2 separate regions of the Homo sapiens genome follow, and region 2 is linked to region 1. The links are chromatin loops, found by intact Hi-C in ENCODE. Cell type or tissue: PC-3. All regions are shown on one strand. Links, peaks and the distances in the headings refer to the core of each region. The heading gives the core; the rest is flanking DNA. Region 1 overlaps GALNT5 (polypeptide N-acetylgalactosaminyltransferase 5). Region 2 has its middle 12 kb from the start of GALNT5.

What was found. Hi-C counts contacts between places; a loop is a spot of excess contacts. Peaks named below come from ENCODE experiments on the same cell type or tissue, not always from the same donor. Only the 100,000 strongest peaks of a DNase experiment are listed, where the experiment ranks them.
Region 2: a loop joins it to region 1, with 6 times the contacts of the local background. A loop is called at or near these places in 2 of 110 quality-filtered maps.

What each region holds. Positions count from the first base shown.
Region 1 is chr2:157,299,026-157,314,366 of GRCh38, forward strand. It overlaps GALNT5 (polypeptide N-acetylgalactosaminyltransferase 5), which reads left to right. Exons shown (of 10, transcript NM_014568.3): 6 at 523-640; 7 at 1,651-1,974; 8 at 6,724-6,804; 9 at 9,542-9,703; 10 at 12,183-15,341. The coding sequence ends at 12,323. It also overlaps the pseudogene RN7SKP281. Among named protein-coding and RNA genes, the nearest start is that of ERMN, 19 kb to the right of the region's middle. RefSeq lists a silencer at 3,585-3,664. In PC-3, for the core only: CTCF peaks have their summits at 3,659 (motif pointing right) and 3,858; DNase peaks (open chromatin) are centred at 3,686 and 6,246.
Region 2 is chr2:157,237,698-157,253,038 of GRCh38, forward strand. No RefSeq gene overlaps it. Among named protein-coding and RNA genes, the nearest start is that of GALNT5, 12 kb to the right of the region's middle. RefSeq lists an enhancer at 8,264-9,463 and a silencer at 8,838-8,927. In PC-3, for the core only: no CTCF peak of the experiment used is centred there; DNase peaks (open chromatin) are centred at 8,904 and 9,254; H3K4me3 peaks cover 654 bases; H3K27ac peaks cover 3,234 bases.

The DNA of each region.
Region 1 (15,341 bases), core at 1-8,000:
CGCAGCTTTCGGGAGGGACGCACATGGAGCGGTGAGGGGGGAAGGAGACAGCCGCCTAGCCAGCTAGATCAGCCGAATCAACCCTGGCAATCAATGGGCTGACAGATGTTGCAGCCAGATCGCCCTCACATCCAGTGTTGCAGATTCTTAATAATTGCACACACAAGATTTTTTGTGAAGTCTGGGCTGGAATATATATATAATACTTACAATAGTGCCTGATACTCCCTTAGCCCTGAATAAGTGTTAAAAATAACATTCCTGGACAGTTTGTGTCACAGTATAAAGGACAAATAATACTAGTTCCAGGATGCATCTTTGCTGAACCTAATCTAGCTCTGCCACCATGATCCAGGGATCGCATCACTTAAGCCCTATTTGTGACTCCATCCCAGGGCTTCCCTGCATCAGGTAGCTATTCTGAAAAGCCTCCTACCTCCCGTACAGATGTACAGAGGAACAACTCTAAAAGTCGAGCTTTCATGAGATGCAAGTTTAAAAAACAAACTTTTCTTTTTGTAGGTGCCCTGTCATGGCTGGTGGATTGTTTTCTATTGACAAAAGTTACTTTTTTGAACTTGGAACATACGACCCTGGCCTTGATGTTTGGGGTGGGGAAAATATGGAGCTCTCATTCAAGGTATTACCAGGTGTTTCCCAACTTTTCTTTACGATAATGAGTTAATCAATTTTAAATGGTTTGATTTTACTACCATAATCAGGTATGTGACTGCCACTGAGAGGAAATTTCACAGAAATTTTAGGGTCTCTGGATTAATTTTTTCATATCTCAGATTGAATTTGGAAGAATCAATTGCTGTCATAAAATTTATTAGCATTCCCTAATATTTCACAACACCATTTCTGCTTATAAATATGGGGGAAATGACTTTCTGCCACTCAGAGTAAATGCTGTGGGAGTCATACGTGCTACAAAATAACTCTCCTGGAACATCTGTCTAGAATGTTGGAAGGAATAGACTCAATCTGTAATGGATCATCTTAGAGAACACAAATGACAGAAGTACATTAAAATACCTCTAAAGCAGGTCACCAACAGGTCAGGTGTGCCTTATAGTACAGCTCCTTTGGGCACTTTATACAATCTATTATACAATCATTGATTAACTTCTGAGAAAGCCTTGGCAACAGCAGTAGTAGAGAGTGTCCAAAAAGTAATTGCTTTCCTATTGGGTGGGTGTTCTGTATGTATGTAAAAGGGTGTAATTTTGGAGCTGCTGATCATGAAGGATGGTTTTGAGTTGTGTTCCACAAGCCTTTTGGTTCTTCCCAAAAATGAGAGTAGAGGAACGTGAACAAATGGACATCTATACTTCTTTCCCTGATTCAATCAAAACAAGAACTCATGTTTTACAAAATGGGATTCTGTGAAGATTTATTTACAAATTAAAAAAAACTTACATTGAAAGTTAGGAAAGAAAAAATTACATTTTACTAATCCTAAAATGATCCACAGCAATACACAAAATTAAATAAGCCTGTTGAGTTTGATTTTCTATTGCAAAAGTGTTTTTGAAGTTGAGTATTACTTCAGGTAGGGGGAAACAAGGTGGTTTCTTGTCATTGTTAAGTGCCGATGATTTGTGGATAATCATTTGATAATTGATGCTTATCATCAAATTCTTCCAGGTGTGGATGTGTGGTGGTGAAATTGAGATCATTCCCTGCTCCCGAGTGGGCCATATATTCAGAAATGACAATCCATATTCCTTCCCCAAAGACCGGATGAAGACAGTGGAGCGGAACTTGGTGCGGGTTGCCGAGGTCTGGCTGGATGAGTATAAGGAGCTGTTCTATGGCCACGGAGACCACCTCATCGACCAAGGGCTAGATGTTGGCAACCTCACCCAGCAAAGGGAGCTGCGAAAGAAACTGAAGTGCAAAAGTTTCAAATGGTACTTGGAGAATGTCTTTCCTGACTTAAGGGCTCCCATTGTGAGAGCTAGTGGTGTGGTAAGTTCAAGTGGCAATTTAAAATCTTACTCCATAAAAACAAAACACAAAATCTCTTTCAAAAATGTGTGGAAAGAATGAGTAATTACATTATAAATAAACACCAAGTATGAGCAAAGATGGGACAAAGCATGGCTGAGAATTAAATATAGGTAAACTTGAGGAAGGCTACCAAGTGGTCATGTTCATTGATTAACTCAACAGATATCTATTGAGTATCCGTAGATCTGGGAGTATTTCAGACTTGGATTACAGGGTGATGAATGAAGTAGACTTGGTTCCTTCCTTGTGGAGCTTAATTTGGGTAGAGAAGAAAGATTATAAACAAATAAGCAAGTCAAGTGTAAATACAAAATATAATAGCTCTCATTTAGGGAACAGGCCACAGTTGATGACTCCTCAGTTAGAGTGGCTGAGAAATCCTCTCTGAGAAGGAGACTTTGTAACTCAGGCCTAAAACACTAAGTGTCAGTCAGCCAAGCTCTAAAGAAGAGTGCTAGGCAGAGGGTAAAGGTCACGTAAAGCCCTAAGACAGGTGAGTGTTCTCCATCCAAGCACTGGAAAGAAGACGAATGTTGTCAGGGTGTGAAGGAGGGAAGAATGGCACCAGATGAAGGTGAAGAGGAAGGAAGGAGCCAGATCACACAGGTCCTTGTAAGCAAAGTAAGGATTTTATTTCTTTCCTTCCTTCTTTCCTGCCTTGCTTCCTTCTTTCTTCTGAAAGCAGTGGGAAGTTATTGAGCAGAGTTAAGCAAGGGGGTGATAAGATTTAATTGGGGTTTGTAAAGATTTCAAAGAGGAACTTAAAATAACAGAAAATATCAGAGAATAGCAGATAACATTCCAGGGCATGAAGGATGGTATCCAAAGGGAAGAAGCTAAGCCAGATAAGGTAGCCAGAGTACAAGGCTGAGAAAACATCAAGAAAGAGGAGAAGCTGGGGAAAAGCCATTTCAAACCCCTTCTAGGAGTGAAGCTGCATTTGAAGAGGATGGTAAGACACGTGGGTTTAGATATGATTAGTCAAGCCTTCAGCTGGGGTTCTTAGACAGTCATGCTTATTTCTAATCTTTTATTTCTAATTTAATTTGACTTATAACTAACCCCAGTGTTTTTGTTTTATTTCAGCTTCCTTTTTCTTCATCCAAGAAATTCTTTAAAAATGTGACCATTAGTTATCCCGCCCTTTTAGGCCAAATTTTTTCAGTTCTTCTTGAGAGTGGATTATACCATGCTTTCTGTCTGGAAAATCTCCTGATAGCAAAAACTTACTATAATATTCCCCCTTGAAAGTATTCGGGAAATCCAGGAAAGCTATGAAAGACAAGAAACTAGTCTTAAAAAAATGGTTCTGTTTTTTACAAAATTCAACTGATAAATAAGTTTATGTGACCTGTTTTTAGATAACGCACTGTATTATAAAATTGCCATTTTTATGGGTCCAAATAGAATGGCAGCTACTTTAAGTGGCTCAACCTGGTAACTTATCAGACATTTTGGATTTATATACACTGTTCAAATAACAACATGTCAAATATAACTGTAAAATAAATTTACAATTTTTAATTTCAACCGCTGAGCAGAAAAAAAAAAAAGAAAGGAATTTCCACTATTCTAATATTTCCCATTCCAGCAACGCAGAATCTCAGTCAGAGTAATAATAAGCTTTAACCACCAGAGGGCACTAGAAAACTACCTTTGGGCTCCGCTGTTGCGCTAACCTGAGTGAGTTCCTATGAAATTTCTGGAGAGCTCTCCTAATGAAACAGCCTTCTGCTGATGCCTCCGCTATACTATATCAAAATGCACCAAGTATTTTAAAAAGTGATTTTAACAAATTCCTTCTATTTTCCTTTGTTGTCTTCCTTAAACAAATTTCAGTGAAGATGTAGTTTGCTCCCTTCTGAAGCAAACCAGCAGGGAGCGTTATTAACATTTTTAAAAAATTAGGACCTTTCTCCAGGTAATTTACAACAAATTAAGTAGATCATTATTTTAGATAGACAATCGTGGAAAGTTCCAAGAAAATAAACTCCACAACTTCTTTTTGTTACTTGCTTCGTTTCCCTTCTTTCAACCTCCACTACGGAATTTAGATCCAGTGAAAGTTTTGTGTTTTGTAATAAGAACAAACATTTTCTTATCGAACCAACAATATTTGAAGCTAATAATCTCACCAATAATGTATTTTTCACTGGATTAAACTGCTGGCAAACAGTCTATAGCTCCGTTTCCCTTTTTTCAACCTCCACAAGCAGAAATTTAAATCCAGTGAAAGTTTTGGTTTTTTGTAATAAGAAGAAATATTTTCTTATTGAAACGACAACATTTGAAGCTAATGAAAGAATCTCACCAATAATGTATTTTTACACTGGATTAAACCGCTGGCAAATAGCCTAATGTTTAACAATTCTGTCATAAATTGTGCGGAATGTCTACTTCCTAAATTGGAAAATGAAATAATACAACATGGATAATTTAAAATTCATACACTGCCTATTTTTTTTAAAGATTAAAATGGTTTACAGTAAAAACATGGATCAATTATTTTTAAATAAAAAGGAAAATTCTGAAAACAACTAATAATGAAATGAAGAATAACAATTCCAAAACACTTCAGAGATGATGTCTATATGAAGAAAAGTATTAGGTTGGTGTAAAAGTACCTTCCATGGCAAAAACCTCAATTAAATAGTTTCCTCAGTAATTTCTAAGAAAAAGGAAAAAAAAATCTTCAGGTCAAATGAGGGAGGGACATGTAAGGGACAGAAAAGTTTTATCTTTCCTTCCAATGCTTTTCGGTTCTTGGAAGGATTATACAAAATAGACACAAATAGTTAAACAGGGGGTTCCCAAACACTGTCCTGACCAATGTTACTTGTGCTGTCTCAGGGTTCCATGGTCAAGCACATTTGAGAAACATTTGTACAACATTCTGACAGCAAGCTGAACATTAACACCCTGAAGATTTTGAGAAGTTCTGGAGTAGAACCACCTGTTCGGCTCTGTGGAAACCAGAATTTTCCAAATTTGTTTGAAGATAGAATATTTCTGCATGATCCACAAATACAGGAGCTTACATAATATTTATCTCTGCTTCAGTACAGAGAGCAATTGCAGCATGCTTTCCTTCCTTTAAGCCCCGAGATTATTCTACCTTCATGTCTTTCTATTCACCTTCCTCTCTGAAGTTCAGGGGTGGGACTGTGGGGGCATTGAATCCTTCTGTGCCTTGTGATGCCCACATTTACTAACAGTGAGCTGTCTCCTCCCATATTTGTCATTTTAAATTGCTAATAGAGCTTTCTCTGAGGATTTTTGATAGAGATTCCATCCTTCCATAGTTGCTTTGTTTCTGCCTGTGCCAGGCACCTCAGAAGTAATTAACAACCTGGTACTATTTTTAATGTTTGTTTCTATGCCTTGAAAGTCTGTGATGGTTCCTATCCAAGGCAGGTGGTGTAAATATTCATCTCAAATCCAAATGAAGCCTGGTGTAAAGTTTCAGATTCTCAGGGACAATCCAGCTTCCTTGTTTTCTCCCTTTGCTAATGGGCAAATTGTTTTTCCCAGTGCAGCATTCAACTGAAGATCTGTTTTTCCGCTGTTATGTGGAAGACCTGAATTCCAGATTTTTGGTTTACACATACCTCTGTTTTTCTTCCATCCATATGAGGGAACAAGTCTTTCTTGCCAACCTTTGCAAGTTTCCCTGTAGCCTTTAATTTTTTCCGCATATTCTGATCCCTGAAGATGTCCCTTACTTTCTTGTTCACTAAGCTAAGCATGTAAAATTGAGGACCAATGTACTGAGCCCCCTTTTATGAAGTCTGGCAATTCTGTGAGCATCCAGTCTGCATCAGTGCAGCACCCTGAGTTAGAGCTCTTTGTTAGGCATCATAGAACAGGAAGGACACAAATAGTGTCCCTGGCAACAAAGACTTCAGCTCCTCCCAGCTCAGGAGGCTTTCCCAGGACATGTCCTATAGATTCGGCTCTGCACAGCTGTTCGAGAAATCTGAAAACCCTAAGTTGCACTGTTAACCCATCATCTTGTTAGCCCTGCCCAGGATGTCAAAGGGGGAAAGGAAATCAACATTTTTCTGCATTAAATGGTGACTTAAAGAAAGCTACCTCCATATTTGACCCTGTAAATCCATTAAAAACCTGGGGGCCTGCCAGAAAGTGCCTTTATGCTTGGCTCTGTATTAGCTTTCGTGACTTTCCTATAATGAATTGTAGCTTGCTTGGGTCATTAAGAAGATTCTGACAGGGAATCAGCTGGAATCTGCTGTTCTTTGAAGGACTCAATTTATCTATGATTCAGTGCTTAAGCAGTCAAAAGGCTTGAAGGGGTCAGTCAGGGAACATAGCTCATAACTCTTATAGGTGCATTGACTTTTAGTATATGCATTAGATAAACTTAAGACAAGAAAATAATTACTTTTCTTGCCACCTTTGCTCATTTGTTATTTAGCATTCCAGGCAAGGGTTAATTAAAAGCTTCTGTGTGTTGGCTCTATGGCTGATCACAGGCCAAAATTAACAGATTGAAGCTGTACTATTACAAGATTACATTATGTCTCTGTTAGAGATAGCAACCAATAAAACTGGATAGTGCTAAGTAATGCTAAGCTATTAACTTTTAACCTTATTATAGTTTTATATTCTGTATTTTCTAAATGTGTCTGAATGTCTTGTTTTACTTTAAAATATTTTGTAATTCCTGTTTCGTATTTTGCTTTTTAGCTTATTAATGTGGCTTTGGGTAAATGCATTTCCATTGAAAACACTACAGTCATTCTGGAAGACTGCGATGGGAGCAAAGAGGTATGCTAAACTGTTTTCTATCTCATGGTAGCTGATAGGTGCAGGGTATGACACATTCATTGCTCAACTGAGAAATTCATCTTTGCCCAACAGAAAAATAATTTTCTAAATTTCTTTGTAAAAAGAGAGTCCACCACTAAACACAAAGACAGTGACTAAGGGAATAAAGGTGTGGGTCCTGCAGTCAACTCACTGGGTCCAGAATGAATCCAGTCCTGGCACCATCATTTGCAAAAGCGTGTTAACGTCTGCAGATTCCTTAACCTTTGGGTAAATGGTAGTGATAATCATGCCTACTTTTAGAACTGGTGTGAGGCTGGAGTTAGGTAATACATATGAAGCATGTAGAACAATACCTAATGCTTACTGCTCTGTAAATGTTTGCTGTAATAATAATAAAGATAAAAATGTAAAAAATGCATAACATAGATAAAGATACTAAAGAGACAACATATTTCTAAATAATCATTCTAAGGAAGCAGTCTTATTGTCTGATTCCATTCTTCTTTCCCCTCATTTTCCCGCATTTTAAGGGAGTAATGGAAATAACCAAATCCATGATCCATGGTAGAAACTCCTATAGGAAAACTCCCCAAACTCAGAGCGCAATGGTTAGTAGAGGGAGTCGGGCCAGGAAGCAGGGAATAGAGACTCCTTCCACAGTGCTGGAGGTGAGCTCTGAGTGATTACACTTCCCTCTCTAACATACATTCCTTAACAGTTCTGTGTTTGTGGAAACAGTTATTGGTTTGAGTGGCAAATAGGACTCAGAGGAAAATGGATTCATGAATAGAAATCAGTTCCCAAAATTGCAGATTGTTCTTTGGTACAGAGATTATTTTGCAATGGTAATCTAGGCTTGTTAAGTCTTACATCTTTGCTTTGACTTCAAGATACTGTTTATATTTTTTGGTGCATCCCATCTCTACCTCTTAACTCAGAGCTACTACTAGAAGAAAAGGTATCTCTGTTGCTATATTTAGCTGTGAATTGTAAACCTGAAGCCAAGGCCACTCTTTTTTAATTAGGAAAGAAAGGAGTCAAAGGGAAGTGAAGAAGTGTTAAAACTCATTAAAAGAAATAAATTTCACTTACTAACAAAGAGGAAATAAAGTCATAAATTGTAAAAACAAAACCACAATTATTTCACATTATATGAAAGGAAAGTATTAAATAATGCATTTTTTTTTTTTTAGGAATCATCATAGCAGGGAGTTTTTGTGCCAGAGTAACCAGCATTTTATCTGAAAACCCAAATTCTATTCTTGATGACCATTGAGTCTTTCTCAATTGGATGCTGAGAGGCAAAAGTATAAATTATGCAGGCTTCGACTTCCACAAAGCCCCAGCTCCCTTTTAGTCTTTGTTGCTCATTTTTAGCTTCTGCCTCTTGTGGTTTGCTTGGGTAATAAAAAGTAAAGAAATGTGGAGGAAGTTAACTCATTTTCAGCAGAATTAATGAGGCTTAATACCAAGCCAGTGACTACAACATTCATCCAAAAAGGCTCAGAAAGAATAAGACCCTTAGATTGAATCATCAAGCTCTATCCCTTACCTTACCTAAAAAGTTTCCTTAGTTATTAACCTTTAAAGCAGTTGAAACGTATTTTTTCAAGGTAATATCTAGCTTCTCTTAGTAGCACATAACTTCCTTATATTATGCCATACTTCCATGCTTCCTACATGTTAATGTTCACGTGAATCACCTGGGGAGTTTGTTACACTGCAGATTCTGAATCAGTAGGTCGGTGATGTGGCTGAGACTCCGCACTTCTAAGTAGCTCCCAGCTGATGCGGATGTTGGTCCAAGGACCACCCTTCCAATGGCAAGGTCCAACACAATGACTTTGATCTAACCTGATAATCAAAGTTAAACTTCACTTACAATACAAATGATTCATTAGGTAAAGGCATTTAGATAGATTTTACCAGAAGCCTATTTTTTTCAAATATGTTTATATTAGTACAAAACGATAAATTTCCCACAGACCCAGAGCATTAGAGTAAATTGACCGGGTAGACAATAGTAGGTTGTAAACAACTGAAGAAAAATGTTTCAGAATTAAAAACATGGTTTCATTACCTGAATTGGTACTTATTTTAGACACTGGCAATTTCTCCAAGAGCAGTTTCTATGAACTGGGGGATGCCAACCTGGTAGCAACCTGATGATTCCTCATGCTAGTAGCAAAGAAGGACTTCCACCTTTCCTACAATCGGACAAAGCCTTTATGATGGTTTTATACAAGGAAGCATAAAATCTCCACCCAAGAAATTTAGGGCTATGACTGGTATCTCCCTGTAGCCACCCGTGGCTTAGAACCTTAATCATGTGGTAGACTGAACATTCCAATTCTTTAAGCACCAGGCTTGTCGGGATTCAGAACACTGAAATGACATCCATATGCAGACAGAATTAATTGCACTGAATAATTTTTATTATTGTAACTAACATTTATTGAAGGCTTATTGTGTGCTAAACACTTGACAGTCATTACCCCAACCCTCTGAGATAGATACAATCGCTATCCAACTTAAAAATAATTAGAAAAATAAGATTAGACAGGGTAAATAATATGCCCATACTATCAGAATTACAAATGATAATACCAGGACTTGAATATAAAATGTCAGATCATAGTTCCTATATTCTTAACTGTTGCTAACAAAAATGTTTGACAAAGCCCCTGCCTGTGTTTGCTGCCTGAAGTGACCTCTTTATTCATTTCCCCCACAGCTTCAACAATTTAATTACACCTGGTTAAGACTTATTAAATGTGGAGAATGGTGTATAGCCCCCATCCCTGATAAAGGAGCCGTAAGGCTGCACCCTTGTGATAACAGAAACAAAGGGCTAAAATGGCTGCATAAATCAACATCAGTCTTTCATCCAGAACTGGTAAGCAAAAGATTGGTACCTCTTCTTTACCACAAATTTGACTTTTGATCAAATAGGACATAAAATTCTCATTGTCACCTTCCTCAGTCAGAAGTTTTGTGTGTTTGTGACCATGGGATTATGTAAAAGTTCATTCACAGAGATGCATGGATATCTTTCGAAAGTTGACAAGTCCTTTTTTTTTTATTTTTCAAAATTTATTTCAAATGAGTTATTTTAAATAGAAATCACCAAGTTCTTCTAGTTGCATTGCTATCATTTGCTTCAGTCAATCAACAACACCGAAAGTCAGGCTTAAAGGCTAGAACTGGTCCCCACTGGTCATCAGTAATGCTTATAAGGAGAGGATATGGGCAACACAGGAAGCAGCATGTCTCCTACAAGTCCTGCACTTTAGAGTGAATCTGGTTCCTCATTCTGCCCCCTTTCCATAAGAGACTCTTCCCATCCCCTGTGGTACCCAGAAACCGGGGCTTCTAAGGGTCTGCTGGAGCCAACTCTCACCAGCTCGCTGGAGCCACTTGTGCACACCCTTGCCAGCTTTGCATTTAATCATACCACATTGGTAGCTGGAAACTGGCCATATTGGGAGTATTTATACCACAGAAATTGGAAGATGTTACTGGATCAGGGATACTTTTCTGAAGGTCCAGTTGTTCCATTTACCAGAACATTCCTGGTCTACTGTATTCATTCTCAAAGTCCTCTCCATTTGTCCCAATTACATTTTAACAGAATACGGAGTCATAAGCCTTGGTGTAGGAGCTTGGGATTGGCGAGAATAGTCTCAGAATTGCCTTCTTAAATTTTCTACAATCTCTCCAGCAGGTAGCCACCAAATCTACTGTCTACAGTAAATATTTGGGTATTTGGAGACTCTCAGTTTGTCCTGGGCTATCCCCAAAGTAAGCACCTTTGCTTCCTTTAGGTGCCTCCGTTCCTTTTAACAACACAATGACTATTCTTTTCTCAACATTTTTCTTCCTGCTCAGAGCCAAAACTGGGGCCTGAGTAATGTATTCTCCAACATTTCTCCCATTAGATCTTCTCTGTTGTATTTCAATTCTTTCTGAACAGTTTTTTCTCTTTAGTAATAATGGTTATTATTGAGTTATTCAGAAAGATTAGGAATTATTAGCATATATGCCACTAATTTTATTTTGCATAGTGTTAGGAAATCCATAAACATGCAGTGTAGTGAATAACTTACATCTTACCTTCTCCCTGTGCCAAAGTCAGGAGGGAGGGAAGGAGAAAGGGGGGGATGTGGTAAGGAGAGAGAGAGAGAGTGAGAGAGAGAGAATATGAATAAGAACGAGAACTAAAACACATTCTTCATCTCCAGAATTGAATCTTGGGAAAGAGTTCAAGCATAGCAGTTTCTCTTAAGCGGTAAGCTGATTTGGTAAAGGAGGTAATTTAGTTAAGATAGCAAAAATTAGAAAGCCTTTTCCCTACCTTGTTTGTACCTATGACTTTGGAACATTTTACACAGCTGCCTTCTGTCTTGGGTTTCCCTTTTGATGTTACCAAATGTCCTGGAGATGAATAGCTTGGTGATCAGCTTTCTTCTTTTTTCAGTTTTTCAGTAGTTTTCATGCTATTGCTACTAGGTCTCCCATTATATGTAAGTCTTAAACAACAAGAGAAGTATAAAATGAGACTTCCTTACAAATCCTTGACAATACTCAAGCATCGTATTTCCAAAATCCTGCAAGGGTGACAATACTTTTGTAGCAGCAATCTTTAAAATAAATTATTATGAAAGTCACCCCTGTTTGATAACTTTTTAAAGTTTAAAAACAACATGTGTAATTAAGATTGTCTTTGTCATAGTCATACGTAATTAAGAAAATTTATAGATGAAAAAATATATAAGCCATTAGTAAGGTCTATCTAATTTATCTACCATTTCTAGGATATTCACTAAATATTAAGCAATAATATAACTTTCTTTAATGCTGTTGACTTTTTCCTAATCTGGATTTTGGACATCAGTTATTATGAATTGTCAGAGATTATGGTAAGGAGCTCATAAATAAAATACATCACTTCCAGAATTTTGTAATCCAAACTCACAAAGACACCTACTTTAAAAATTAATTAACTTTTTGTTACGGTATGTATTCTTTCTTTACCATCAATGAAGTAGTTATCATCTATCAAATCCAATAAATGTCATCTGTAATGTTTTCTCTTTAAAGAGTATAGTTCTCAGCCATATCATCAAGAAATTTTTCTTTTGCCTCCTGAGGACTTAAAAGTCTTATAGCTTGGTGGAGGATGATTACTTAGTCTGAGACAGAGACAAATTTAATACTTTTCAAAGTCTGTGTTTATGTTAATAATTTAGTTCAGAAGAATTCTTAAAAATCAAAAATATAACTGCCTGTCCATTTTTTTAATTGATTTTCATTTCTTCATATTGCAGTTATCAAATTCAGCCTGTGGCTCATTCCCAGCTCTTCTTTCTCTCCAGGTGAATCACATTGTTTTTGAAAACAATCAGCAATTATTATGCTTGGAAGGAAATTTTTCTCAAAAGATCCTGAAAGTAGCTGCCTGTGACCCAGTGAAGCCATATCAAAAGTGGAAATTTGAAAAATATTATGAAGCCTGAAGTGTAACTGATGTTTTTATATAGTAAACCCATTAAATACTGTGAAAATAACACTGAACTTGGAAACTATATTTCTCAGCGGTAGTTTAAATTTTCAATTTTAATAACATTTGAATGGAAGATTTTTTATAAATCACAATATTTGGAATACCAAAAGATGACTCAGGAAAACAGTCCAACATTGGACTGAAGTCCTTCTTCGGAACTGGGTGGCCTTTGAATTGCCTGCTTTCCACCCTATGCTAGACCTCATCATGCAAATTTCCCTGTGAAAGCTAACAGGTAACTGGAAATGAAGACAGAAGGACTTGAGAAAGCATGAGGATATTCCCAATGACTATGTTTGGTAATAATCAGCTCTTCTGGCCCACAAGTAGGAATGATCAATGAGAACTTAACTTAGTCCTTTATTTGGGGATTTTTTCATCAAACAAAAATTTCTTGAGTTCTTATGGCTAGAAGACCTCAGATGCCCACAGCTGTCACGTTTGTGAAATCCCTCCAGACTACATGCATGCTTACCTAACAGTTTGAAATAGTATTGATCTACTGCTGGTAACCCTGCTTGATGGCAGCATTTTGATCTAAATTACATAATGGTTTTTCCCAATCTGAATCAGTGGAAAAAAATTTAAGTGAGGAAGAAGAGGCCTTCAAATGCTTATTTAATTCTAGGTATGAACACTATTTCAGTTCATTTTGTGCTTTTAAAACTACAGTTTTAAAGATTTATGATACCAATAACTTCCTAGATTCATGTGGATTTTTTTTAAGGCAATGAAAAAAGGCTGGATTATAACACACTGTAGTAATCAAAAATGCATTTAAGCATTGAATGCACTCTAGTGCAGGGCCAAGTAAGAGGAGTTGAAATGAGTAAAGCAGAAATAGAGCTGCTGAAAGTTTCTTTTATATAAAAATAATAAAATACTACTTTAGATATAGTAGCATTCACAGGGATGAAATATGCGAAAAATGGGTTCTAAAATATTTCAAAGGGAAAATGAAGTGAAGGAAACATCATGAAAGGGGAAAGGAATGAGGTAAACAAGTCTTAGGAAGAGAGTTAAGAAAAAATTCCGCTGGACTTGGCCAAAGAAAGAAGGGGATCTAGTATCTCTATGAAGGAAAAAAGAGTAAAGCCCTCAGTGTGAACCCAGTGAGAACACTGACAAATTTGGGAAAAGTTAAATACTGATTTCATCCAAATAAAGCCTCTAATCTTAAGCATACCAATACTTTGGCATACCAGAAGACACCTTAGAAATCAGGATAGCCTTTGCATTCATTTTGGTAAGAAAACTGATGCTGAGAGGATAAATTACCTAAAAATCTTAAAACCCAGGCAAGTTAGTCAAAGAATCAAGATTAGAATTCAGGTTTCCAGAGACAGGGCTCATTCTAATGCCTCAGGTCACTGGCCCGAACAAATCTGCTTCACAGAATTCCTTAGAAAGAGATACACAATTCTTTGCTGGGATTGGGTCCCTGGAGGACAACCATACTATATTCTTGTTAATATGTTTTTTCTTTTTTTAAATTTAAACTTTTGTTCAGTTGAGATGATTGTGAAACTAGGTATCTTTCATTCTGACTCCTAGTTTAACATTTAATTTTGACTCCCAATGAGTTACGTAAAAGCAAAACTATAACTAAGAATGGGAAAAAGAACTATTTCTGCACATTTGTAACATATTTAAGATGTTTTCTTCATATAATTGAAAACTGCAGATGAGTAAGAGAATGACTAGGAAATGAGATACAGTTATATGACACATAATGATGTTTTAGTCAACAATGAACCACATATTTGACATTGGTCCCAAAAGATTATATTAATAATATGGTATCTTTAGTGTGCTTTTCTATGTTTAGACACACAAATACTCACCATGATGTTACAATAGCCTACAGTGTTCAATACAGTAACATGCACAAGTTTGTAACCTAGGAGCAACAGGGATTCCATATAGCCTAGGTGTGTAGTAGGCTACCTACACCATCTAGGTTTGTGTAAGTACACTCTGATATTCACACAATGATGAAATTGCCTAATGACACATTTCTCAGAATGTATTTGTGTTATTAAATGATGCATGACTCTAATTCTTTTCAAAACAGAGCCATATGGGGCAAGGGGGATGGGGGGACGCAAGTCAGTTGTCAAAAGACTAATTGAGTTACTGACAAACTGAACATGCTAGGTGCCTCATGTAATTCTTCATGTAACTAAAAAATGTTGAGAGGTTTTTTTCCCCCGGGTATATAGGCTCTCTTTTTATCCGAAAATAGTTTCCACAAAGAAGTCAACTCTGTTCTGAAAAAAAATGAATTGCATTTTGAATACACTTATCTTTGGGTATATCAACTAAAGGAAGTTGGATTTTTTTCCTTAACAGAAACTTCTGCAGTCCTCTCAGTTCACATCCTTTCTGACTTTACCCTGACAAACTTATTATATAAAGCTATATTTAAATCTATATTGTCAATATAACAAAGGATTGTTTTTGAACATCACAAATTTGTTCTTGGATAGAATTTTATACATTGCTTTTCATCATATATTTGCTCAGTTACTCTAAGAAGCAAGGAACTGATCACTAGTTGGGAATCTATATGGGCCTAAACTTGAGTGTATTGATTTATTATTACATCTACTACCAACATTTTCTTAAGCATAGCCTTCTAAATTTTTTCAGGAGATTAGAATAAAGGTATACATGCTACTCGGTCTTCTGGTAATTCTAGTGATAAACCTTTGGATGAGACAGGTCCTAATCAGCACTGAATTCTTCAATAGGAGGCTGTGTTACAGGAGCTACAGATTTTTCCCTGGATTAGCTTAGGTCATTGCCTTTACTTTAAAAAAAAAAAAAAAAAGTCTATGCATCTTGTTACCTTGAATACAAGGGTGGTCTTGATAATATTTGACAGCACTAACCAACTTACCAAGCCATCTAAGTGCTTCTGAGACTTTTCAGTTTGCACAATTTCTTTCTCCTTTTCAACAGTTACCCA
Region 2 (15,341 bases), core at 4,749-12,748, 57 kb before region 1:
AAGCAAACCCTTAAAATTTCTAGCAAACTCTAAAATTAAAAAGGGTGAGAACAATTGAATTTTAGCAAAGAACTTCCTTGGTGTATCAAAATCAGTAACATCCTTGGGCTATGTAATTTAAGGAAAGACCAAAGACTCTTCTGCTCAAAATGTCACCTAAGTCAGCCTACTTTCATACCATTTCACCATGAAGGCCCATCTTCAGTTTCAACATTAAAGGACCCTTTAATAGTAAAGGGATTGCTTTTTGCCCATTCTTTATTTCAGTAGCTTTGTTTCAAAAAAAAAAAAAAAAGGGAAAACATTGAGAAGGATTTACAAATACACATATAATACTGCAAAAGAACATAAATTGGGTATGGCAAGAAAGTGAGGCAATGGAAATATAATGATGAAAACATTAAGTACAATAATCTTCCTCTTGGAAAAGGTCGATCAATTGAGCCATGGTAAGCCATTAGTATCTGAGGGCAAATTAACTGGTCATCATTAAGGTATACAGGATAATTTCAGCTAGGGGTTGTCATGAAAGGTTGAGAAAGATTGGGGAAACCCAGCATGGGGAACCCAATCATGCAAGAACAGTCATCTCAGGTCAGAAATCACAGGGGGGCAAGACTTGAGACACAGAAAGACATCATAAGGGTTCTTAAATCCTGAAATAAATGTAAGAAATGAAATAATCAAGTTAGATATCAAAGTAAAGTTGTTATTTGGTGGGTGAGGGGGCTCCAGGATCATTTTGCAGAACAAGCTGTAACTATTGTCAGCTCACCAATAGATCTTCCACTGCATTACACAAATACAAGCTCCTTTGTTCTCCCACCAAAAATTCCACTTCTAAGGAATTTGTGCCCTACGTGGAGCGCACAAATATACAATCAGTGTGGTCACAACGTGTGGGCTCCCTTGGGGAGAAGGGTTAGGATAGAGAAAGAAGAATTTGTAAAAGAGAACCTGTAATAAAAACCCAAATGATACAGAGCCCTTGAAATGTTTAGTTCACTAACTTGTAAGGGCAACTGATAAATTTCTTCCTGCTACTGATGATTGTTGGGCCTCTTCTTTTGCTTTGTAATATCCTATACAAACAATGTGATGATCTGGTCCCTGTTTACCCCTTTAGGCTTATTTCTTGCATTTCCCTGCCCTATCACTTACCCACATTTTCTTAAGTCTGTGCCTTTGCACACACAGTTCCTTCTGACTAGAATACCCAATCTTTTTTGTCTTCCTGGATAGCTGTTATTTAATCTTTATTATTCATTCCTAGAATCATTTCCATTTCCCCTGACCTTTTCAAGCAAAGCAGATGTCCTTCTGTGTACATTATTAGTTGTGGCAAAATTCTCTATAGCATTTATCATTTATCTGTGTTGTAAGTGCTGGTTTATTGGCCTAAAAAACTTGATTTTAAGGACTATGTCTTACAAATTTCCACACCTCTACTTGTAGCATATACCGCAGTATCTGTCACATAACATTTGTGGCATGGATAGTTGTTAAATAAATTCATAATGTCCTAGTTTGTAATTTATCTGTATTACACTTTAGCCTTGCTCCTTCTAATTATAAATTAAGGAGCATTCACACATACATATACACACACCTAACACTCATTTGTTACCTATATCCAAATCACAAACCCATATTGGTTACTTTGAGGAAACTTTCAAACACACACTAATTCCAAGCATGCTGAGCAGTTTTGTGTACATTTCAGTCACATAGGGCATTCTTATATCTTGTCCCTAAAGTCTGTAGCCTATATTGTTGAAGACTGTAGGTTTCTATCTGCTAACTGTACAGCAAATCGTTGGGCCTAGTCCTCAATCTTTTCATTGCTATTATTGCTGCAGGCACTACTTCATAATATTGTAATTGAAAACAAATGACAATGCTTTAACAGTATTCATTTATCAAAAATTTCAACATATAATGGGTATAAAAATTAATTAGAAAGAATGAATAAGACCTAGTATTCAATAGCACAACAGTGTGACTGTAGTCAATAACTCAATAGTATATTTAAAAATAACTAAAACAGTGTAATTGTAATGTTTGTAAGAAAAAGGATAAATGCCTGAGGGCATGGATACTCCATTCTCCATAATGTGATGATTTCACAGTGCATGCCTGTATCAAAACATCTCATGTACTTCACAAATATATACACCTGATGTGTACCTATAAAAATTAAAAATTGAAAAATTAAAAAGTAATTTCAGCATAAAGATAATAATAGCCATGGCTGTTAGTTGCTAACATTTTATAAGCATCTACTATATAGCAGACACCAAGTTAAGTGATTTTACCCTCTTCATCTCTTGTTTTCACAACTCTAACAAAATAGGCTTAAAGTCCCTAACTTGCATGTGAGGAAACTAAAGCTGAGTGAAGACGCTGGGGTGCCTTAGTCACATCACAAGAAAATAATGGGGTTGAGATTTGAGTTTGAGATTTGGTGGTCTCAAACTCTACTTTTTATTACACCAGACTACCTTCCTGTACAGAACTTTTTACAAATGTGGTTCTCTATTCAATGCTTTTGTGTCTTTGCTAACAAGGAATAAATGAGTGGTGGGTACTCATATTTTTTATGTGATTAAATCTTTAATACACAAAACACAAAAGAATTAAGGCAAGAGAAAATAACGCAGATCAAAAGAAAATAACCCAGATCATTACTGTATAAACTAATGTAACAGGAGCACTTTAGGCAAGTTAGTAGTAGCCTGAGTAGGCCAATCACACTGCCACAAAGGACTGTCAGCTTTGTTTTCTAGGTTGAGCTACCTCAAAGGCAAACAAACACAAATCGATAAATGAAATTCTTCGTAAAGTCGAATTCTGGTAACCCACCTATTGGTGTTGTGGGTGGGGGTATAAATGAGAGAAAGGCTGTAATTTAAAGTTTGTTTTTATGGACCCTGACTTTCTCAGATATTATTATGATTATTATTTTATAATCCCAATAGTATATTTCTGAGTCCTTAATAAACTGTACTTTTTAGAGAATTTTTAGGTTCACGGCAAAATTGAGTAGAAAATACAGAGTACCAATGTATTCCCTGTCCCCAAATCCTGCAGTGAGGTGGTAAGTTGAGCACTCATATTTTAACCCTCTTCCTGTTTAGAAACAAAAAAGTGCTGCTCTCTGCCAGCGCTCATTTAATTTTACATAAACATGCTCTTTGAGGCTGAAGCAAATCTGACTGATTTTCAATGTGAAACTAAAATATAAAAACTGTTCTTGGAGTTATTTCTAAACAGAACTAACATCAGAATCGTCTGAATCATCAGAATCATCTATTTCAGAAAACTCAGATTCATCAAATGAATCTTCGGCCAACAACCGTTCGTGAACAATGTTAACATCACACATAGGAATGCTACGTTTTCTAGGATTTGACATTTTCAGCAATCAAAAATTACTATATTTTGTAAATGGAAATACCACTACTAAAAACAGAATGCTGTAAATAGAATGATGTCTTTTGTGTCCAAAATTGATACATTAGAATGATGCAAAAACAATAAGTAAAGTGAGATATTTCAATGCAAAGTTGTCTTAGGGTAAACGCTGCAGCCACAAGCTCGCCAGCAAGTATTCTTGGGGCAAACGGAAAAAGGGTAAATAAGTTGTATCTCCTTCTTCTCCATGGGACTTTTCAGTGCTAATTCTAGTTCCCTAAAAACTTATTAAGACACATAGAAACTCTGAGATACTCAACATGTAATATGAATCCCAATATCCCATTCCCAGTCATTTCAGGAAAATCAAAATCATAGCTGACATTTGCTGAATATGCCTTATGCATCTGAGCTTTTCTAAGCACTTGACCCATATGAAGTACTTTAATCCTTAGAACAAATAGTGAAAAATGCATGAGTATACATATTTTAAAAAACTGTGAGATGTCTCCTGCCTTTCCATGTAATTTATGGCATCCAGCATATGCAGGTTACATGAGCCAGATGTTCATCAACGAATGTATCCACGAATGGCAGGAAAAGGTTTAACACTTCTCAATATGTATTAGTAGAAAAATTTAATAATCATATCATGGGGGAATCATATGGTTCTGTCCACATGTTGCATATGTACTTGCATTTCCCTCCAAATGAGTTGGTCAAATGGGAAAGAGAAAGCATTTAAACAGATGGGACAAAATCAATTGGAAATACTCTTCACCATACAAAGCACACACTATTATGAAGAATCTTAACTCTGTTTTCATAAAATAAATTAAAAATGAAAAGCAAACAAGCTAATGTTGGTGATTTTTTATAAAAGCAATTTCTATGGCATTACAATGTTTTAACAGATTCCATTTAATCAGATGTGCCTTTTAGAACTGACTTATGACAGAATGATCATTACAGTCTGTGATTATGTACTTGGATTGTGGCAAAATCTTGAAATGCTTATTAAATCAATCTTTTAAAAGATAAAATAATATTCAGTATCAATGTAGGATTAAGAATGGTCCGTTGTATGAAGCTTGAACCTTATCAAGCCCAAGGAATTAAAGAAAAAACTTTTTCAAAATTCCACAGCCTCCCACATATTGTAAATGCATGTATTGTGCCTACTTATTAAGCAAATACATGTGACAAAAATCCTAGGACTTACATTTTATTATTACAAATGCATCTGTCTGTGTGTCTGTGTGTGTGTGTATGTAGATTAGGGGAACGGTTGGGTATATAATCATGTGTCATTTAACAACAGAGATATGTCCTGAGGAATGCATCTTTAGGTAATTTTGTCATTGGGTGAATATCATACAGTGTATTTACATGAACTTAGATGGTATAGCCTACTACACACCTAGGCTATATGGCATAGCCTATTGCTCCTAGGCTACAATCCTATACAATATGTAACTATACTGAAAATTGTAGGCAATTGTAATACAATGATAAGTATTTGTGTATCTAAATATATCTAAAATCGAAATGATACCACAAAAAAAATTGTATAAAAGATAAAAAATGGTATACCTGCATGGGGCACTTGCCAGGAATGGAGCTTGCAGGACTGGAAGTTGTTCTGTGCCAGTAAGTGAGTGAATTATGAGTGAATATGGAGACCTAAGCTGTTGCTGTACACTACTATAGACTTTGTAGACACTGTACACTTAGGCTATGCCAAATTCATTTTAAAATTTCTTCAATAATTAACCTTAGCTTACTATAACTTTTTAACTTTATTAGTTTTTAAATTTTTTAACTTTTTGAACTTTTTGTAATAACACTTAGCTTAAAACATAAACACATTGTACAGCTGTACAAAAATATTTTCTTTCTTTATATACTTATTCTAAAGTCTTGTTTCTATTTTCAAAATTTTTTGTTTTACTTTACAAACATTTTGTTAAAAACTAAGACACAACACACACATGAGCCTAGGCTTACACAGAGCCAGGATCATCCATATCACCATCCTCCACAACCACGTCTTAACCCAGAGGAAGGTCTTCAGGGACAAGAACACACATGAAGCTTTTATCTCCTATGATAACAATGACTTCTTCTGGAATTCCTCCTGAAGGACCCACCTGAGACTGTTTTATAGTTAACTTTTGTTAATGAGTAGAAGTACACTCTAAAATGATGATAAAAACTATAGTATAGTAAATATGATAATAAATTATAGTAAATATAACTTTACTACAGTGAATACATAAACCAGAAACATAATCACTTATTATCATTATCAAGTATTATGTACTGTACATAATTACATGTGCTACAATTTTATATGACTGGCAGCACAGTAGGTTTGTTTACACCAGCATCCCCACAAACACATGAGTAATGCATTGAGCTGTGAAGTTAAGATGGCTGTAATATCACCAGGCAATAGAAATCTTTCAGCTTCATTATAATTTTATGGGACCATCGTCATATATGAGGTCTGTTCCTCACCAAAGTATAGTTATGTGGTATATGACTATATGTTTGCTTATGTGTGAGGAAGACAAAAAGAACAAGGCAAATTAATTTTATCTGCCAAAGCTTACGTGTGTTCATGTGATATCACAAAAGCTTCACAACATCAAGGGGTCCATAAGCTGCACTTTCTTAAGTACTGGTTCATTACTATCTAGTTCCCTAAAAAATCAGTTAAAGCATGTAGAGACTTTCATACACTCAGCACATAAGATGAGTCCAAGTAGTCCATTTCCAGCCATTTCAGAAAAATTAAAATCATAGATGACACTGTTGAATGTGTTTTATGTGTCTGTGCTTTTCTAAGCACTTGACTCATACTAATTCATTTAATTCTGACAGTAATGTGAGGTTGGTGTTCTTATTACCCTTCATATTACAGAAGAGAAAACAAACACCCAAAAAGCTTAAAGTATTTATCCAAGATCCCAAAGCTAAAAATGGCAGAACCAGGATTCAAACCCAGACAGTCTGTCTCCACAGCCTTTCCCTAGTGTTCCTCAATGGGGCCCTGTTATGTAGGGTAGTATAATACATGATTGGATGGCACTGACATGCATATTGCAGGACATAGAGCATTCCTCCCCTTTTGCCATTAATTACTACTAGCACCCACTAGGCATCGTGACAACAAGAAGTGGTACCTAACTTCCAGCATTTCCAAACATCTGAGGGTCTATTCACCTACTCACACATTCTCTCTGTTTCTATCCCACCCCTCCACACACACACAAACACATACACAATCCAGTATACATACATGCATTCACATACTCACACACAGCCAAAATTTGAAGTGAAAATTAAAAGTTAACTGAGTTCAAAGTTTTCCTTTCTCTATTCTTTTTTCTTCCTTGTTGCTTTCTTGACAAACATTGCCTTTACTCCATCCTTATATCTAGAGGGCATGGGGAGGAAGAAGAAAAGAAAAGGAAAAGATAATAGAAACACAAAAATTAAAGGTAAAGAGAAAAGGAGGAAGAATAGAAATCAAACAGAAGGCAAAAAAATAGATATCTATAGGAACTATTGAGATAGGAGTTTTCTGCTCCTAAGTCACTGAATGAAGTAAAAGCAATCAGTAAATCAAAACCATTATCTGACTTGCCTTGCCTCAAAACTCATTTATGTATTTCAGAGAACCACTGAATTTCAGAATGGAGCTGGTCCAGCTAATGCTGTAGTCCAAACCCCCACCTAATGGAAGAATACCCCCTACCGTTTCTGTGACAGATGGCCATTCATCCTCTGCCACATGTCATTTACAAGAGCAGGCATATCGTTAACTACTTTTAGAAGAAATACACGTGTCTTTTGTTTAGTACTAATTGTTAGAAAGTCATTCTCATTTAGAACAGAAATCTGCTATGCTCCAGTCTCAGTTCTCTCTTCTGGAACCATACGGAATGAGTTAAACCCTTCTTCCACAGGATATTCCTCTAAAATTTTGAAGTGGTTATTATGTTGCTCCTGAGTCTCCTCCTACCCAAAATAAACATATGCAAAACATATGATCTGCCCTCCAAAAGGTAGTATACCTGGTAGTGTATGGCCAATGTCCTCAAAAGGCCTGTTTCATTTCTTCCCGAGTAGTAAATTTTTTCTTACAGAGCTCAAAGTCAGCACCTCTGGTGTGTATTTGTGTGGGTATGCTCTGTGAACTCTACATATATACATATGTATAAATATGAATATGCACACACAAACGAAGCACACATGGAGTTTGTACATTTGTATATAAATATGTAGACACAAATGTGTATATCCATGTAAAATATGCACATTGCTCCTCTTTCCTTCTCTTTCAAGTGCTCCTTTCTTGTGTGTTTTCAGGCCAGCCCCAATACAACCAGAGCTCACCTATTTTTAGGTTTATTTCATCCCTCTGGAACTGAGTTGGGTGCTTTCAAGTTCTATGTACATTTTTTAGCTTAACCAGGAGTGGATGCTTAACAAACCCTTTTCTCCTGTGTGCCCAGCCCTGAGTATTAATCCTCAGCTTCCAAGAGTAAGAAAAACACTCAAGCACACGGCATCACAAGACCTGAATGCCTCTGAAAGTATGTGATAACAGCAACGAAGTTGAGATCCTGGAATAACCAAACCTGACATTAATCTGAACCCATTTTTCTTTTCCTCTCTTAGTTTGATTTCTAATTAGGTATTGCTTCTGCCTTTTTCTCTGTTTATCACTTACCCATTTCCTACCCTATTTTCAGAGGAGAGAAATAAAAACTTTTCTTTGATATTGAAGGAAATGTCCAAAGGGTCCTGAGTTCAAGTCTCTTTCGTTTCTCTAACTGTAGTCTGAGTTTCACACTTCACTGCCTTTGCAAGCCTCAGATGGAAAGGTTATTTCCAGGTTATGATAACATTATTGGATCCAAAGTCATTGTCATCATTTCATTCCACAGAAAGTTATTTTGCACTTTCCCCTGGGAGCAGGAATTGAATTGGTGGGGAGCAGGGCAGGGGGAGATCTGAAACAGCTTCCAGCTTTTTCAAAAAGATTTTCATTTCATCCCACTTCTTCACAGCACATGAAAAGAGCCCTCAAATGCCCTACATAGCACCTGCTGTCTGCTCCTCCCACAAGACTTCTTTTTCTACTCCTCTCTTCTTCCTTCTCTTTTCTTTGCTATAATGGAGGCCATAAAGAGGACAGGATCATTTCAGGGGGATGGATGAGAAGAGGAAGGAGAGTCAGGATCAGAGGACAGGACCCGTTCTGAGGGCATTCCCAGGGCAGCACCTGGGAGGCTGCAGGGCAGCAGTAAGTTGGATAGGGGTTGCTGCTCGGATGGAGGTTGTCAGGGCCAAGGGTAGGGGACCCAGCACTCATGTTGTTCTGCGTGACAACTTTGCTTAGGCCGAGCCCTACAGAAACTCGCTCAGGTCTTTGTTCTCTTAACTCAAGCTTTGCATATGAATCACTGAAACTTTTAAATGAGTGATTCAGAGAGCAGCTGAAGATTTAATTCAGTTTCTGCCAAAAGAGACCACGGAAGGATTTTTATATCATTACTAATAGATTTTCAAAGGGCAAAGTCCTAACATGCCTGCAGTTGTTAAAGAATGTCTCTTTCTACAAATAAAATCAACAACAAAAATCTCTAGTGCCTTCTTTTTATTCTCGCCTGTAGAATTTCTCCTAATGCTTTTAGATACGGCAATTCCACTTTCTAAAATCCTTTCATGATATCCCCTTCTTTCCACGTTTGTCAGAAATCATTACTCCATATCTGCTTCCCTGTCACCTTTTATCACTCTGTCTCAGGAATGCTGTGGGAGTGTCCACATGCCTTCTTTGTTCTACTGTCACTCATTGTGTTTTCTCCTTGCTTAGAGGCATTGGTTAAAATGCCAGCAGGACTCTCGAAGCTCTCTGAGAAGTCCTTACTCTTGTTCTGAGGTAGCACATTTCTTTCTCCTCTTAACAGCTGATTCCAAACTTTACCAAGTGCATCCAACCCCTACCCACTGTTAAATAAAATTTATAGGAAGTCATTGAGTTGGACTGAGCTCCTGAACTAGGCCCCAACCGACCAAATCAAAATGGAATCACTCGTGCTAAAGTTCCTTGGTACCAAACTAAAAAAGTTGCTTATTTCACCTTTCAGGAAATCAGGAGAGAAAGACCATTGCCAAGTATCCAAACAGGCCAGTTTTAGCTGGTAGAGTCAGGAAACATCCTTTTAACCCTGCAAGGAAAGTAACCTGAAGTAACCTGATGGTAACCCATCTGCTTTTTGTATTATGCTATATGTTTGGTCCTGCTTAGACTGTCCTATAAAAACGAACTGTTCTACCATGCCCATCAGAGCACCTTTTCTAAATTTGTGGAGGAGATACTGCCCCAATTCCTGTTAAATCTTTAAACTAAATTTGTTACAGTGTTGTCTTTTGACATCACTCACCCTCAACTCTTCACTGTTCACCATTAGTCTATCTCGTACTTCTCTGAGAAAATCAGAAGTCACCAGGCCCGAACTCTGAACTTTGCTTTCTTCCACTCATTTTTATCTGTCCTGGAACTGGAACAATTTCAAAACAAAAGGTGTCTCTAATCTTTTTTTACAATTAAATTATAAGCCTGTATTTGTAAACTCATTTCTTGTCTCCTCTGGTGACACACTTTTATCTGATTAGGCCGTATCCACTCTCTTTATAGTATCAAAGCCCTCACCGTCATTCGTAGAAAGAACCCCTGGCACAATCTTGACTCTAGACCTGGAGTCTGGAGCTCCTACCCAACTCTGCTCCAAAAATATCATATTTTATAAAGATTTTCTTCAAACAATACTGTAATTGAAGCCTATAGGCCTTCATTTTAAATGTTATACAACTCAATGATAACATAACAATTTGAATGTAGAGGCAATGGGACGAACTCTAATTTTGAGAGTGGCTTCCATTTAAACGTTTTAAAAGCATTGATGGGTACTTTGCACCTGGGGAACAGAGTAAGAAGGGCATCTGGCTGGGCCCATCCAGGGAGCACACAATGGCCTGCTCTCTTTAACAGCCTAAGGCAGCACTGCACAAACCAGAGAGTCTGCACTGACCTTGTGGAGACCAGAACTGCAGCTCCTTCTTAGGACCAAAGAAGTAGGGACCTCATTTCTTGAGGATCTACAAGCTGTAATAATGGCATCGTCCACTTTTTTCCTGCTTGGAATAGTAAGAAACTAAAACACTGCACTCGTTTTTTGGTCCAGGAATTGTCCTTATTCTTTCCTTAGGTTTTTGTTTTTTAAAAAACAGCTTTATTTAGGTATAATATATACACAATAAAGTGCACATTTCTAGGGTGTACAATTGAATACATTTTGATATTGTGTCCATACCTATGAAAGCATCACCAGGATGAAGACAGTAGACACACCTCCATCCTTAAAGGTTTCTTCATGTCCCTAAATGATAAGAAAACCAATCCATTAACAAATGGATCAAAAATTTGAAGACGTAATTCACCAAAGAATGTAGACAGTTGGCAAATAAGCACAGAAAAATCTGCTCAAAATTGTTAGTCATTAGGGAAATGTAAATTAAAACACAAATAGATACCACTATATACCCACAAAAATGACTACAATTAAAAAGTTAAGTGTTACTGAAAATGTGGGGAAGTGTCAGTGGGAATATGAAATGATACAAGCACTTTGGGGACATTTTGGCAGTTTCTTAAAAGTTAAACACACCTTAGGTTTAGAAACAGAGGGCATAGCTTGTATATTTGTGCCTTACGTGCACTTTAAGAGACTGTGTCTTTAATGAAGACCCACTCTATTAGTAGAAATGATCCCTCTTCCAGTCTTCCCTCTTGATCTAGAAAAATATCTTAAATAGACTAACATGTACAATTAAAGTTCAGATTTTATTCCATGTGTGATTAGACTGTTCAAAAGAAGGGCAATAAATATGTAGCACTTATGTTAATTGGTCTCCCAGCCTGCAGCTTGCTTACTACCAATTTATTCTTCATACACCCACCCGCTCTCTATCCAAAACCCTGAGAGTATCACACTCCAACTTTAAAAAGCTTCTAGCCCTTGAACAGTAAAAATCCAAAATCTTGAACAAATACAACAGAAGCTCAGCCAACAATCTTTACCTCGTTGCTTGCCAATCTACTGTAAAATCTAGTACTATCAAACAAATCTTAATTATCCATTCATATTATTCTCATGCCTTCCTCCCTCAATGTTTTGAGCCTGCTTTTACCTCTGCATAGACTGCTTTTCCTAAATTACCCTCTCCCTATTCATAAGAGGAATTCACACTCAGTCATCACCCCCAGGACACCTTTCCAAACACCCCTCCAAATAAGCTATTCCAGTTTTCTTATTTTAATATTAATATGCTTCTGCTGCTGAACCTGTGAGCCTCAATGTATGGTTGGTGGTCCAACTCTATCAGAATCATTATCTACTCCAGTTAAAATCCAGATTGCTAGGCCCTACAACCAACCTTGAAATCTCTGAGGGGAGAACGTCAGAGTCTATATTTTAACAACACTTCCTCATGAAATGTTTGATGGACACACATATAAATGAAAACAACTACACTAAATTATGGGCTTTGGCTTCTTTATTTTCCCAAAGCTTAGCACAGGGCCTAGTCTAGTATGTGGTCGGTACTCCATAAATATTTTTTAAATATGCACCTAGTTACAAAATCTTCATTTATTTCAAATACAACATATTTAAATTTGAACTTTTCTTTTCTCTCAAACTATCATTTTCCCCCTACCATTCCTGTTTAAGTTACTGAAGTTCTTACAGAGCCACCCTGAGCTATTTTCTCTTTTTATCCCCAAAGCTATAATTAACCAATACTAATAACTCAGTTAATTAAGATTATGAGTTGCCAGTTTTGGGCTCATTGACAATATGTCCTTCAGGAACCTGCTCACTTTCTCCATTTTAATGACTAGCACAGTTCTTTGTCCAAGGAAGATACTCAATTAATGTTTTGCTTTTAAATTTATTAAATTTTTCCTAATTAAACTAAAATATTTTTTAAGTAAAAATTGGCTAGGGACCTGTAAAGTAGTATAGCACAAATGTTGGCTTAGCCTCACTACTCAAAAATCAATGAAAACTGAGGTCTAAACACAATAAATTGTCTTTCAATAATAGGGTTCTTGTTTTTTTAAACTTAGGCTTAACCAATTATGATTTATCACTAATACAGGCAACCCTTTTCAAGAACAAATGTGTAAAGGGTATACTGATTCTCTTGGTCTTAGGAAATAAGGTCATTTGTTAGTCAGCTTCCAAATTTTATTTAAAAAGAGACATACACCAATGTTTAATGACTGCCAGAAGTTGTAACTATTCATCTTCATTGGAAGAATTAGTTAAAATGGAATAATATTTCCATTTGTATTTTTACTCTACCTGTTGATATTGCAATAATGCCTGCCTTTTAGTATATGATTTTAAAACTTTTCTTTCCTTTTATGGATTTGTTTCACAGGATGTTATTATCCAGTTGATTACAACTTGTCTCTTCTCTAAAAAAGAGAAAGAGAGAATTTGGAAAGAAAAAAATCACATTAAAATCCGAAAAAAACAGTAATTAGTATTTACTTGGTTTTCCCATTTAAATTTTCTAATTAGTATCTTCATCCTGTATTGTCTGAAGTCGCAATGAGTTGAAATTAATTATCCATGTGGATATCCAATTTTTCCAACACCATTTATTGAATAAACTACCTTTTCCACTTTATGCATTCTTGGCTGTTTTGTCAAAGAACAACTGATTGTAAACTTGTGGATTTATTTCCGGGCTCTCTGTTCTGTGCCATTGGTCTATGTGGCTGATTTTATGGCAGTATCATATACTTTTTATTGACACAGAGTCTTGCTCTGTCACCCAACCTGGAGAACAGCAGTACAAACTCGGTTCACTGCAACCTCGACCTCTTGAGCTCAAGCTATCCTCCCACCTCTGCCTCCCAAGTAGCTAGGACCATAGAGGTGCACCACGATGCCCTGCTAATTTTTTTATTTTTTGTAGAGATGGGGGTCTCATAATGTTGCCCAGGCTTGTCTCAAGACAGTAGTATACTATTTTGATTGCTATAACTTGGTAGCATATTTTTGAAGTCAGGTACTATGATGCCTCTAGCTTCTTCTTTCTCAAGATTTTTTTGACTATTCGATATCTTTTATGGTTCCATACAAATTTTAGGATTTTTTTTCTATGTCTGTGAAAAACGCCAGAATTTTGATAGACATTTTATTGAATTTATAGATGACTTTGGTTTGTATGAACATTTTAAGAATACTAATTATTTCAATCTGTGAACACAGTATATATTTCCATTTGTTTATGTCTTCCATTTCTTTCATCAATATTTTATAGTTTTCAGTACACAGAGATTTCACCTTCTTAGTTAAAAATGCTTTCATCTCCTTGGTTAAAAAATATTTATTCCTAAGTACTTTTATGCTATTGTAAATAGGCTTGTTTGCTTAATTTCTTTGTGGTTTAAAATCAACTCAATGTTGATTAAAGACCTAAACAGAAGACCTAAAAGTGTAAAACTACTGAAAGTAAACACAGGGAAAAATCTTGACATTGGTCTGAGTGGTGATTATTTGGAACTCCGAAAGCACAGATAACAAAAACAAAAATAGACAAATGACACTGCAGGAAACTAAAAAGTTTCTGCACAGCCAAGAAAACAATCAACAGAGTGAAAAGACAACCTATGGATGACAGACTATATTTGCAAACCATACATCCAATAAGGAGTTAATATCTCAAATATATAACCATGTTTATTGCGCTCCTACTGATTGACAAAGAGCTCAACTCAATATCAAGAAAGCAACTGGATTTAAAAATAGGGAAAAAAAATGAGTAGACCTTTTTCAAAAGAAGACATACAAATGGCCAACAGGCATATTTTTAAAATGCTTAACATCACTAATCAGTAAGGAAGTGCAAATCAAAACCACAATAAGATATCACCTCATACATTTTGGAATGGCTATGATGAAAAAGATATAAGATAACAAGTGTTGGTAAGGATATGGAGAAAGGGGAACACTTGTACACTGATGGTGGGAATGTAAATTAGTACAACCATTATCGAAAACAGTGTGGAGTTTCCTCAAAAAAACTAAAAAATAGAATTACCATATGACCCAGCAATCACACTTCTGGCTATATATCCAGAGGAAATTAAATCAGCACCTTGAAGAGATAGCTGCAGTCTCATGTTCGTTGCACCATTACGCATAATAGCCTAGATATGGAATTCACCTAAGTGTCCATCAACAGATGAATGAATAAAGAAAGTGCAACATACATACATATATATCACACACACACACACACACACACACACACACACACACAAGAATGTTATTTTGCCTCAAAAAAGAAGAAAATCCTATCATTTGCAACACTGTGGATGAACCTGGAGGACGTTACACTAAGTGAAATAAGCCAGGCATAGAAAGACAAATACTGCATGATCTCATTCATATGCGGAAGCTAAAAAATTGAACTCATAGAAGTAGAGAGTAGAATGGTGGTTACTGCGGGTTGGGGGATGGAGAAAGTTGGAAGGTATTGGTCAAAGAATACAAAGTTTCAGTTACGCAGGATTAGTAAGTTCTGGAGAGCTAATGTACAGCCTGATGACCATAGTTGATAATAATATATTGTATACTTGAAACTTGCTAAGAGAGTAGATCTTAAATGTTCTCACCACACACAAAAAAAGATAATTATGTGAGATAATGGAGATCAGCTGCATTGAGGCAATCATACCACAATGTATAAGGCTATCCAAAGTCATGTTGTACACCTTAAATATTTAATATATGTATCATTTTATTAGTCAATTATAGCTCAGTAAAACT